2 separate regions of the Homo sapiens genome follow, and region 1 is linked to region 2. A link is a contact called in ENCODE POLR2A ChIA-PET data. All regions are on one chromosome and are shown on one strand. The core of a region is the stretch at or near the end of the contact, and the rest is flanking DNA. Distances in the headings are between cores, read along the strand shown. Region 1 overlaps RBM19 (RNA binding motif protein 19). Region 2 holds the start of SLC8B1 (solute carrier family 8 member B1).

Region 1 (5,442 bases), core at 2,634-5,133, 600 kb before region 2:
TGCAATATGCTTTTAGTTTGTCAATTAAAGCTTTTAGGGGAAAAAAATTACTATCTATTAACAAGGATTCAAAGCAGAGCAAGTATAAACAACCTTCCTGTTTCAGAGATGGACCAGAATGGCTCATGGAGGAGGGTGGCTGGTATGGGAGATACTTATTCTCATGTCCTTGGAGTGGCAGTGCCCTCTGATGTCCAGTGACTGCAAAGACAGGAAAGGAAGGGGAAGCCGTGGCCCCTGGGGGCCAGATAGGGCAACCCCCACCCCCTGGCTAATGCTTCCTAGCTGGGAAAAGGGGTATCATTGGGCTTTGGGACTGGACAGTACTTTCTTGTCAGGACTGCTTTGCAAATCACAAGACATTTCACATCCCTGGCCTGTGCCTCTGAGTGTCACGAGTGCCCCCAGTCCTTGTGACAACCTGGAACACCCCCACGCATTCCTAGATGCCCACAGCGGGCAGTGTATCCCCCGCATCGAGGACCTCATAGTCTAAGGACCATGACCACATCTTAGAAGCCAAGACCAACAGGACCATGGTCATTCTATCCAGATGTTACGATTTTCCTTGTCAGTAATAACCACTCACCTATACACACCCACAATACAGCAACCAGTTGTTTAACTTATTAAAATAAGGATGTTAAAAAAAATAATAATAAGTCCTCAGCTACTCTCTCCTTTGTTCTCATTTTTTTTTAAAGGACATTTCATAGTTAAAAAAAAATGGGGAGGAACACTGTCAGATTTAAGAGTTGTTTTTTTTGTTTTGTTTTGTTTTGTTTTTTTGAGACAGAGCCTTGCTCTGTTGCCCAGGCTGGAGTGCGCGATCTTGGCTCACTGCAACCTCTGCCTCCTGGGTTGAAGCAATTCTCCTGCCTCAGCCTCCCGAGTAGCTGGGACTACAGGCGCCCACCACCACGCCTGGCTAATTTTTTTGTATTTTTGGTAGAGACGGGGTTTCACCATATTGGCCAGGCTGGTCTGGAATTCCTGGCCTCAAGTGATCTGCCTGCCTCAGCCTCCCAAAGTGCTGGGATTACAGGCATAAGCCACCACGCCCAGTCTAAGATTTTAGTGGAATAGACTTTGCTGTACCTAACCTCCCCTGCCTTGTCCACATTTCTCATTTCCTTGTTTCACTGTGTATCTTCAGGACTGGCTCAGCCAGCGCAAGGCATTCAGGAAGTGCCTGTCTGGAGGCCTGTTTCAATCAGGAAACAAAATCCTTCAGTCCCTTTGCGATCTGAGGACCCAGAAGCATCCCACATCGTTGGGGTTAATGATGATTGGTGTAAACCTTGTGAAAGCCCGACTCCTGCTCGTTTATGAGTTAAGCTCTCTCCACTCAGTTTGGATCAGGGTCTCCTTCAAAACCTGTGCCTGTTCCCATCAAAACAAAATTCTCTTCATGTCATCCTGGCTTGTTCTTAACTGTCTCCCCCAAATCACAGCTGCCTTGATTTTTACTTCAGTTACCACCCTTGAACCTAAGTAATGTTTTTTTTTTTTGGCCCAAAGCGAGTTCTCCTTTGAAACGCAGAGATCAGCCAGGGCTGAGCGGCACTGAAAACAAATTGGTGGAGGCCTCTTCCCGCAGCCTTGGGTGGCAACAGGAGGCAGGCTGGGGACACGTGGTGGCTCCCAAAGTGACCGCTTCCACCAGGCTCTTCATTTCCTTGTGTCCTGGGGATTATCCCTCTCTGCTGTCTTCTTTTTTCTCTAACACTTGTCACAATTTCTATTTATTCTGTTTATTTGTTACTTGTATTTGTTTCCTATCTCAGCCAGACTTTGAGCCGTGAAGGCAGGGAATGGGGCTGTCTCCTTCACTGCCCGGTACCCAGCACCCCGGGGGGCCCAGGCATAGGGAAGCTCGGTTCACAGGTGTCAAGGGAGTGAGGGAATGCATGAGAATCTGCCTCTCTGTTCCTTCGAAAGATGAGGCCGGGTCATATTTGTCTTTGTGTCCCAAGGCTCTGGCACACAGTAGAAGCTTAGTTAGGTTTGAACGTTTGGTTTTCGTTGTTAGCCCAGCCTCAGAACACAGTGGTGACAATAACACCATCAATCAAAATAATAGAGGGGGCTCCCATTTGTCCCCACTCTCACAAATGGCCCTTTATTTTATTTCAAATGCTTATCACTTCCTGGAATTGTGTCATGAATGGTTCCTTTCCCCGGTGTTGCTCTGTCGGACTCTGCCCCTGGAATGGCCACTCCACATGCCGAGACCCCATTCACCTTGCTCACGGCAGTATCCTAGCACCCATGAACGTGCCCCAGTGGCTGATAGTGATCAGGAAGTGTGTGTGAGTGAACCCAAGAGCAAAAGCAGCAGTTATGCCATGCTAGGCATGGTTCTAAGTCCTTGGCATCCTCATCATGTGAGGCCTAGAGCCCCTGGGGAAATGGCCCTGAGATTTCCAGTAAGCAGCCATTCTGTGACTGGCCAAGCCACCTGCCTCTCTGAGGCTCAGTTTCCATATCTGTAAAACGGGCATGATATCCGCCCCGCCCTCTGAGGGCGTGGTGGGATGTCACATGCACATCACCAGTCTTCCGCTGCTGTTGGTGACTGAGCAATATAAATCACAGTGCATCTTGGGAGGCTGAGGCAGGAGGATCACTCGAGTCCAGAAGTTCAAGACAAGCCTGGACAGCATGGCAAAACCCTATTTCTACAAAAAATACAAAAATTAGCTGGGCGTAGTGGTGCATGCCTTGTAGTCCCAGCTACTCAGGAGGCTGAGGTTGGAGGATCACTTGAGCCTGGAAGATGGAGGCTGCAGTGAGCCGAGATTGCACCACTACACTCAGCCTGGGTGACAGAGCAAGACCCTATCTCAAAAATTAAATTAAAATTTAGAAAAATATGGCACAGTGGATAGTCTTTAACTCACCATGGGCACCAGCCCCAAGCCAGCAGCCGAGCTGGGTGATCAAGATGGACACCACACAGATGCACAGACCCCCTTCCCCAGGAACTTTTGAGCTGTGGAGGACAATAGAGCTGTTGGGGGACAAGTGAGATGTCACAAGTAGTAATAGAAGTGGGCCCTGAGTACAGAAATGTCTGCATCACAGCACAGGGTGCATCACGGAGATAGCATGCTGTGGTTTACGGTCAGAGTGTTTTCCCACCCCCTGCCCGCGGGTCCCCCTGCTTCCTGGGTCTACATTGTAGGTTTGAGCATGTGTCCAACAGCCCCTACCTCCCAGAGGGGCTGCTTTCCAGGGCCTGACCATGACTCACACAAAGAAGGCCTTAGAGCCCGGCCGCTGGGCCTCCTTTGGCCCGGGAAGTTGTGCGTGTCTGTGCTAATTCCAAGCCCCGCTGTGTCCCGCGTCATCGGTGAATTCCCACAGAGCTGATCTCCAGGGCCTCCTCCTGCCCTCACTGCACGCAGCACATGCACAGCCCCTCCTGGCGGGTGCTGTTCTTTTCACCTGCTCCTCCCCCACCCCCACCCTCTTTGCATTGTTCCTGAAGCTTCACCAAATCCCCGACTCCCCCGTTGTACGAGGACAACGAGGGCTGGGGGGACTCAGCCAGCCCACAAAGCCCTGGATTTTCTCAGGCTCCCAAGGAAGAAGAGTAGGAGGGGAGTGGACATACCTTTTTTTTTTTATTTTACCCCCTTCCTTTCTGCAAAGCTCTCCTGTTCTCTGTACCAGTCTCGAGGGAGGGGGACAGCGTGTTTTATCTCCCCACAACCAAGACCCTCACCTCCAGATAAAGGGCTCAGAGTGGGGGGAGGTCCTGAAAAGCTGCTTGCAACTGATAACAGTCTTTGCTGTCAGCTCCAGCGCCGAGAGCCGGGAAAGGGGAGGAGGCCGCAGTAAATTCTGTGGCCTGATTATAATAAAGCCCCATGTGGCGATGCGTGACTGGATTTGATTGTGCTAACTACAGATGGAAGCACAGTTCCCCTGCCTCTCCCAACCCCCTCCAGCCCACCTTGCTTTTAGATCCTTCCCCCAACTCCCCCGCCCCCAGGCCTAGCCCTGATTCCTTTCTCACTTCTTCCCTCTTTTTCTGGTTCCTGGTGTTTTTGTTGGCAAACATCTGTTTGAGTTTCACAATACCTTATTTTTTTCTTTCCCATCTTTCTTTTGTCTCCCAACTTGGGGCCAGCAGCAGAAGTGCTTTTTAAAATGACCTTTGGCTTCATGGCCTTGGCTCCTGGCTGTCTCCACGCCTCTCTGGACACAGCCTGGCCTGGTGACTCGGGGAGCAGTAGCTGGCTGGCAAGGGTGCCCAGCTGTGGACTCGGACGCCTGGCACTGGCTGGCCTTCCTGGGAGCCTGAAGCCAGCAGCTTACCCTGCAGGGAGAAGGAGAGGGAGGGCCGAGGGCTCCCCACACTGGGTTGTCTTATCTCTCCCAGGGTTAGGGATTTCCAACATTTTCCCCTGGATTTCTCTCTCAGCAAGGCCTGCTGGGCAGTGTGGGTAGCAAGGGTAATATTAAGAACGAAACTGTTCTCTCCCAGTGCTCGCTGCAGGCCCAGGCTCAGGTCTTGCAGCCTGCTCTGCATTCATTCTCATCATCGTCCTGCAAGTAGGCACCATGATGGCCAGCCCCTTTTTAGATGGAAAGAAGGAAGCACAGAGAGTTTGCATGACTTGAGCAAGGTCACACATGTGGAGAGAGCCGGGATATGACCTGAAGCCATCAACTCTGAGGCCTGTGCTCTTACCTAAGACCTCACAGCTCTTCTCGATCACAATAAGGGCTATTTCATGATCGCTGTGTTCTAGGCACATGCTGAGTGCCCAACAGACTCATCGCCCACAAGTAGATCTGTTCTGAGCCCAGTGCTGGAGATTCAGTGCCAACTGAGTCAGACTGGGTCCTGTCTCGAGCTCCCTGTGTAGTTGGGGAGCACAGATAGAGGAGCAAACTGCTCAATACAGTGATGATGGAATAGGACAGGGCTCTGAAAAGAAGAAAGCAGAAGAATGGAACAGCGAGTGGTTGGGCCCAGGCTGGAGACTGCTTTAACTAGAGTGGACAGGATGAGCTCCCTGTGGGGAGGCTGTGTGAGAAGGAGCCAGGCCTGGGAAAGCAGCAGACCAGCAGAACAGGCAGAGGCCAGCAGGTGCAAAGGCCCTGTGGTAGGAAGGGGGCTTGGCAGGCTCGGCCATCAGAAAAGAGACCAGTGCGTTTGGAACGGAGGTGACGGGAGAGAAGGGAAAAGGGTGAGGGATGAAGTCAGGGAAGGTGGCGAGCCAGGGAGAGGGGCAGAGGGCACAGCAGCAGGGAGTCTCTTCAGTTGTCCAGGTGAGGTGAGGGGTAACAGAGCCATGGCCTGGCATGTGGAGGAAATAGTGGATACTTGCATTTCTAAACAGCCCAGCAAAGCGCAGGTGTATGAGGACTGCTGGCAAAGATAACAACTCTTCCCCCTTCGAAGCACACCAGCCACAGCTCATGGAC
Region 2 (5,665 bases), core at 3,166-5,665:
CAGACATTGTGTCAGGTCCTTTTACCTTCAGTAATAATAATAAATAATAATAATAGCAGCTTGGCCAGGCATGGTGACTCATGCCTGTAATCACAGCACTTTGGGAGGCCGAGGCAGGCGGATCACGAGGTCAGGAGATCAAGACCATCCTGGCTAACACAGTGAAACCCCGTCTCTACTAAAAATACAAAAAATTAGCCGGGCGTGGTGGCGGGCGCCTGTAGTCCCAGCTACTTGGGAGGCTGAGGCAGGAGAATGGCGTGAACTCAGGAGGCGGAGCTGGCAGTGAGCCGAGATTGTGCCACTGCACTCCAGCCTGGGCGACAGAGCAAGACTCTGTCTCAAAAAAAAAAAAAAAGTAATAATAATAATAATAGCAGCTTCAATTTATTCAACTTTAACAAGTGCCAGGCACTATGCTATGGGTTTTATTATATAATCTCCTTGTTCTTTAAAATTATAATAGTAGAGACAGGGTCTTGCTATGTTGCCCAGGCTGGTCTCGAACTCCTGGCCTCAAGCAATCCTCCCACTTCAGCCTCCCAAAGTGCTGAATTACAGGTGTGAACCACTGTGCCCAGCCGACATATAAAATCTCAATCCTCACTATAGCCTGATGAGTGGGCCCTATAGGTGCTGTTTTCATCCCCATTTTCCAGGTAAGGAACTGAGACTCAAAAAGACAAAATAACTGGTCCAGGGCCAAATAGCCAGTAAATGGCAGAGCTGGGATTTGAGCTCGGATCTGGATGACTTCTAAGTCTGCTCCTAACATGTCAAAATGGCCTTTCTCAGCCTGGGGAATAGGCCCTAACCCTAACCACTGTCTACCAGAGCAGGGGTGAACCAGGGGCTATCCCAGGCCCCATCTATCTTTCTTCTCTGTCCCCAGGGGTTCCTCTCCCCGCCTGGATCTTTCCAGGAGTCTCTCAACAGATACTCATACTCTCCCCCAACACCCCTTGCTTCCTGCTCTACCCCAGTCCTGGGAGACAGGGAGGTAGTAACCCACCTGCTCTGCTGACCTAGAATGGTGATATCTAAGCCTCACCCTAGCTACCAGGGTCAGGCCCCTTGGGGAAGGAGGACTTCAAACTCAGCAATTCTGGAGTTACTTCTCAAGCAGCAGATGACCTGGGGAAAAGCTGACCCCGGAGTAGGATGACCCCGGAGCAGGCTTGGAGATTGTGACACACAGACACTACTGTGAACGCCCCTGTGCTGGCAGCCTGGACATGGGGATGAACCTGGCCTGGTGCTGCTTCGAGGTGCTCCCAGCCTGTGGGGGACATGGAAAGGTAAGTTAATGCATTGTTGTAACAATGGAATAATTTTTATTTTTTATTTTTCTTTGAGATGGAGTCTCACTGTCACCCAGGCTGGAGTGCAGTGGCATGATCTGGGCTCACTGCAGCCTCCACCTTCCAGGTTCAAACAATTCTCGTGCCTCAGCCTCCCAAGTAACTGAGATTGTGGGCTTGTGCCACATGCCTGGCTAATTTTTGTATTTTTAGTAGAGACGGGTTTTTGCCATGTTGGCCAGGCTGGTGTTGAACTCCTGACTTCGGGTGATCTGCCCACCTCAGCCTCCCAAAGTGCTGGGATTACAGGTGCGAACCACCACGCCCAGCCAACAATGGAATAATTAATGGGGACAACAAACCCTTCCACTGAGGGAGTGTTGACTCAGCATCCAGCATGGGGTTTGGGGCTCTTCACAGTGTCCTATTTCAGCTAGGCATGGTGGCTCATGCCTGTAATCACAGCAATTTGGGAGGCCAAGGTGGGGGGATTGCATGAGCCCAGGAGTTCAGGACCAGCCTGGGCAACATAGTGACACCCTGTCTCTACAAAAAATGAACAAAACGAGCCAGGCATGGTGGCACACGACTGTAGTCACAGCTACTTGGGAAGCTGAGGCGGGAGGATCGCTTGAGCCCAGGAGGTCAAGGATGCAGTGAGCCAAGATCACACCACTGCATTCTAGCCTGGGTGACAGAAGGAGACCCTGTCTCAAAAAAGATAAGGAAAAACATCTGGAAGGACCTCAGGAGGTTGGTACTAGTATCACTCCCATTTCACCAAGGGGGAAACTGAGGCTCAAAGAGAGGCTCTAAGTGTTTATAGAAGGTCCTACAGAAACCTGATGTTCTGCGATTCCAAACACATCATGCTCCAGATCACAATGTCACCTGCCCAGAGGTGGGAATTAGAGGTGTGCTCTGAAGGTGGGGAGCCCTGTGGCCATGTGGAGGGGTTGGGGGGAGGGTGGAAGACCCCCTAGTGGCGGTGACCTCTGAGCTGAGCCTGACAACATGAGTAAGAGTTTGTCAGGTGGAAAAGAGATAGGGTGTCATCAGGGCAGGGGGCTCGGAAGGAGCAGAGGCAGGTGGCTGTGAGCAAGAGGCCGATACGTTCAGGGAACAGGGAGCACTACTGGGCAGGAGGTGGAGGTAGGGGTGAAAGACGATTTCAGAAAGGTGTGCTAGGGCTGGATGCTGAAGGGCCTTGAATGCCAGGCTTGGCGTTGGGCCTGGGTCCTGCCCATGACGAGGAAGCAGGTCCTACCGTAAGGATAAGAGATGGGGTGACTAGATGCATGCTAATGGCAGAAGTGGGGCTGCAGGCAGGAGTGGCCTGGGAGGACACACTCCAGCCTTAAGGACCCCAGGTCCAGGCCCCATGCCTGCCTCCTCCCATTCCCCCATCCCCCCAACAGAAGAAAAGGCAGGATGAACAGAGCTTCCCCAGGAGGCTGGGAAACTGGAAATAGGGGGAGATACTGGTACATCCATCAGCAGATCACTAACTCCTCGGTCTTGATTTGTTTGCCACCTTCTTTTAAAAACGATGCTATGTGCCCCCTTCGGCAGCACATATACTAAAATTGGAACAATACAGAGATTAGCAAAAAGAAAAGGGAAAAAATTAAATACAAATTTTAAATATTAGATAAAAAGGTGGGCATGGTGGCTCACACCTGTAATCCAAGCACTTTTGTTACAGGAAAGGGGTCCTGATCCAGACCCTAAGATAGGGTTCTTGGATCTCGCGCAAGAACGAATTCAGGGTGATTCCATAGAGTAAAGTGAAAGCAAGTTTATTGAGAAAGTAAAGGAATAAAAGAATGGCTACTCCATAGGCAGAACAGCCCTGAGGGCTGCTGGTTGCCCATTTTTATGGTTATTTCTTGATGATATGCTAAACAAGGGGTGGATTATCTATGTTTCCCCTTTTTAGACCATATAGGGTAACTTCCTGACGTTGCCATGGCATTTGTAAACTGCCATGGCGCTGATGGGAGTGCAGCAGTGAGGACAACCAGAGGTCATTCTTGTCACCATCTTGGTTTTGGTGGGTTTGGGCTGGCTCCTTTACTGCAACCTGTTTTATCAGCAAGGTCTTTATGATAACCTGTATCTTGTGCCCACCTTCTATCTCAACCTGTGACTTAGAATGCCTTAACCGTCTGGGAATGCAGCCCAGTAGGTCTCAGCCTCATTTTACCCAGCCCCACTCGAGATGGAGTTGCTCTGGTTTACACAGCTCTGACACTTTGGGAGGCAGAGGCAGAAGGATCGCTTGAGACCAGGAGTTTGAGACCAACTTGGGCAACATATAGAGACCTCGTCTCTATAAAAAATTTTAAAAACTAGCCTGGTTTGGTGGCACACACCTGTGGTCTCAGCTACGTGGGAGGCTGAGGCGGGAGGATTATATAAGCCCAGGAGTTCGTGACCAGTTTGACCAACATAGTAAGAACATTTTACAAAAAATGAACAAAATTAGCCGGGCATGATGGCACTTGCCTGCAGTCCCAGCTACTTGGGAGGCCGAGGTGGGAGGATTGCTTGAGCCTCGGAGGTCGAGGCTTTAGTGAGCCGTGACAGCTGCTACTGCATTCCAGCCTGGGCGATAGAGTGAGACCCTGGCTTAAAAAATTAAAATTTAAATTAAAAAAAAAAAGCTATGCTACTAGAGGGGAATGTTGAACCCAATTAGGATCTCAGAAGGATTTCAGTGAAACCGCGAGAACTTTCCTGGGCAGGGTGGGGCTTTCTCCACCTGGGATTTTCCCAAACCTCTTTGTCACCATTCATTACCAGGAGCAGCTTGACACCCTCTGGTTCCTCTACCCTCGGGAAATGAACCTCCTAGTTTCACCCTCTAAATGTCCCTCTCCGGCTTCCTGCAGTCCTTACCCATCGGCTTGTATCTCAGTTTCAAAGCGGAGGGAGAGGACGGTGGAGAGTGGGAAGACCCTACGAAGCTCCCCGGGAGCTGTACCTTTAAGGGCAGGGGCGGGGCGAGCCCCGAGGGGGCGTGTCCTGAGGGCGTGGCCGAGACCGGGGCGGGGCGAGCCGGGGCGGGCCCGGACGGGAAGAGTAGGGGCCCGGACGCTGCAGCAGGCGGGGCACCCGGACTGGCGGCTTCGCTGGCGCAAGGTCGGTCCGGCGGCCAGGGACCTGGAAGGCTGCGAGGCCCTGCGAGGTCGAGGTTCGGAGTTTGCTGGTCCCAGGCCCGGCCCGAGGTAAGAAAGAGCCGCCTCCCCGCACGGCCGGAGGACCCGGGCGCCCCGAGTTCGACTTCTCAGCCTCCGTCCGGACGGGAAACGGAGCACGGAGATGTTCCTGAGGTCTCTTTCCTGGGAAGCGCAGCCCCGATTTCCCGCCCCTGTCCCTTAGCAGGTCGGCGACCATCCGAGCGCTGGGCATCGGCCCACGCGTACAGAAGGCGCTCAATAAATGCTCACTAGTGAATCAGTAAAATAAATCGGCAGCAAAGAGAGACGAGACGCATGCTGATCTTCAGGTGTTGGGGACATCAGGGACGCGAACATTTATTGAGCTCTTATTGTATACCGCGTCGGCCAGCATTTGTGTCCATTTCACACATGAGGAATAAGAGGCCCAGAGAGGTGAAGTGACTTCCTTAAGGCCACACAGATAGTAAGTGGCCGAGACGAATTTGAAACCAGGGGTGTCCTGTTTGAACTTGGTGCCAAATAGAGTAACTCGGACTCCAGTTGGAGGGGTTCGGGAGAACCATAGAAGAGGAAGGGCCGTGTCTTCCGTGGACAGGTAAGGAACCTGGCTGGGACAGGCGCCTTTCTGACCTCTCTTCCCCTCCCTACCTCCTCTCCCTCCCCTCAGGCTGCCAGTACATTGAGAAACACCTGCGCAGACTTAAAGAAAAAAACGTTTTTATGGGGTTTGGTTTCCTGATTGCAAAAATAAGACATACTCATCGTAGAACACATGAAAAAGCCAAAACAGGAAATTTAGTTTGCTGAGGACTTTTGTTTTTCCAGTTTAATTCCTTTGAAATATATTGAAGCCATTTTGGCCCTGGTCTTGAGGGAAGAGGCACATGGTGGTGACCAGCCCGGCCCCACTGCTAACCCGCGGTCTTTGAGCAACTCAACTTCCTTCTTGCCCTTAAGTTCCCTGTCGGAGGGGCTGTGGGCTCTGTGACCCTCTTGCTGTGTGACCTTGGGCAGGTTCTGGAATTCCTCTGCTGGGTGTGGTGGCTCACGCCTGTAGTCCCAGCACTTTGAGAGGTCAAGGCCGGCAGATCACTTGAGGCTAGGAGTTCCAGACCAGCCTGGCCAACATGGCGAAACCCCGTCTCCGTTAAAAATACAAAAATTAGCTGGGCATGGTGG

The links. ChIA-PET counts read pairs that join two places held with the same protein, here RNA polymerase II (POLR2A).
Region 1: POLR2A ChIA-PET joins it to region 2 with 11 read pairs in WTC11. The contact joins the enhancer-like site here to the promoter of SLC8B1 in region 2. POLR2A ChIA-PET finds 5 or more read pairs at or near these places in 5 of 52 experiments (A673, OCI-LY7, RWPE1 and 2 more).

Annotation. Positions count from the first base shown.
Region 1 is chr12:113,931,377-113,936,818 of GRCh38, reverse strand. All of the region lies in intron 16 of RBM19 (RNA binding motif protein 19), which reads left to right. Among named protein-coding and RNA genes, the nearest start is that of RBM19, 32 kb to the left of the region's middle. RefSeq lists a cis regulatory region at 3,772-3,789, a silencer at 3,667-3,845 and enhancers at 3,708-3,852, 2,568-4,498, 4,102-4,785, 4,786-5,442. Within about 2 kb of position 3,883, at least 5 of the 41 ENCODE cell types and tissues checked have a DNase peak (open chromatin) inside an H3K27ac peak, as active enhancers do.
Region 2 is chr12:113,333,859-113,339,523 of GRCh38, reverse strand. It overlaps SLC8B1 (solute carrier family 8 member B1), which reads left to right and starts at 4,415. Exons shown (of 16, transcript NM_001358345.2): 1 at 4,415-5,081. RefSeq lists a silencer at 4,205-4,494.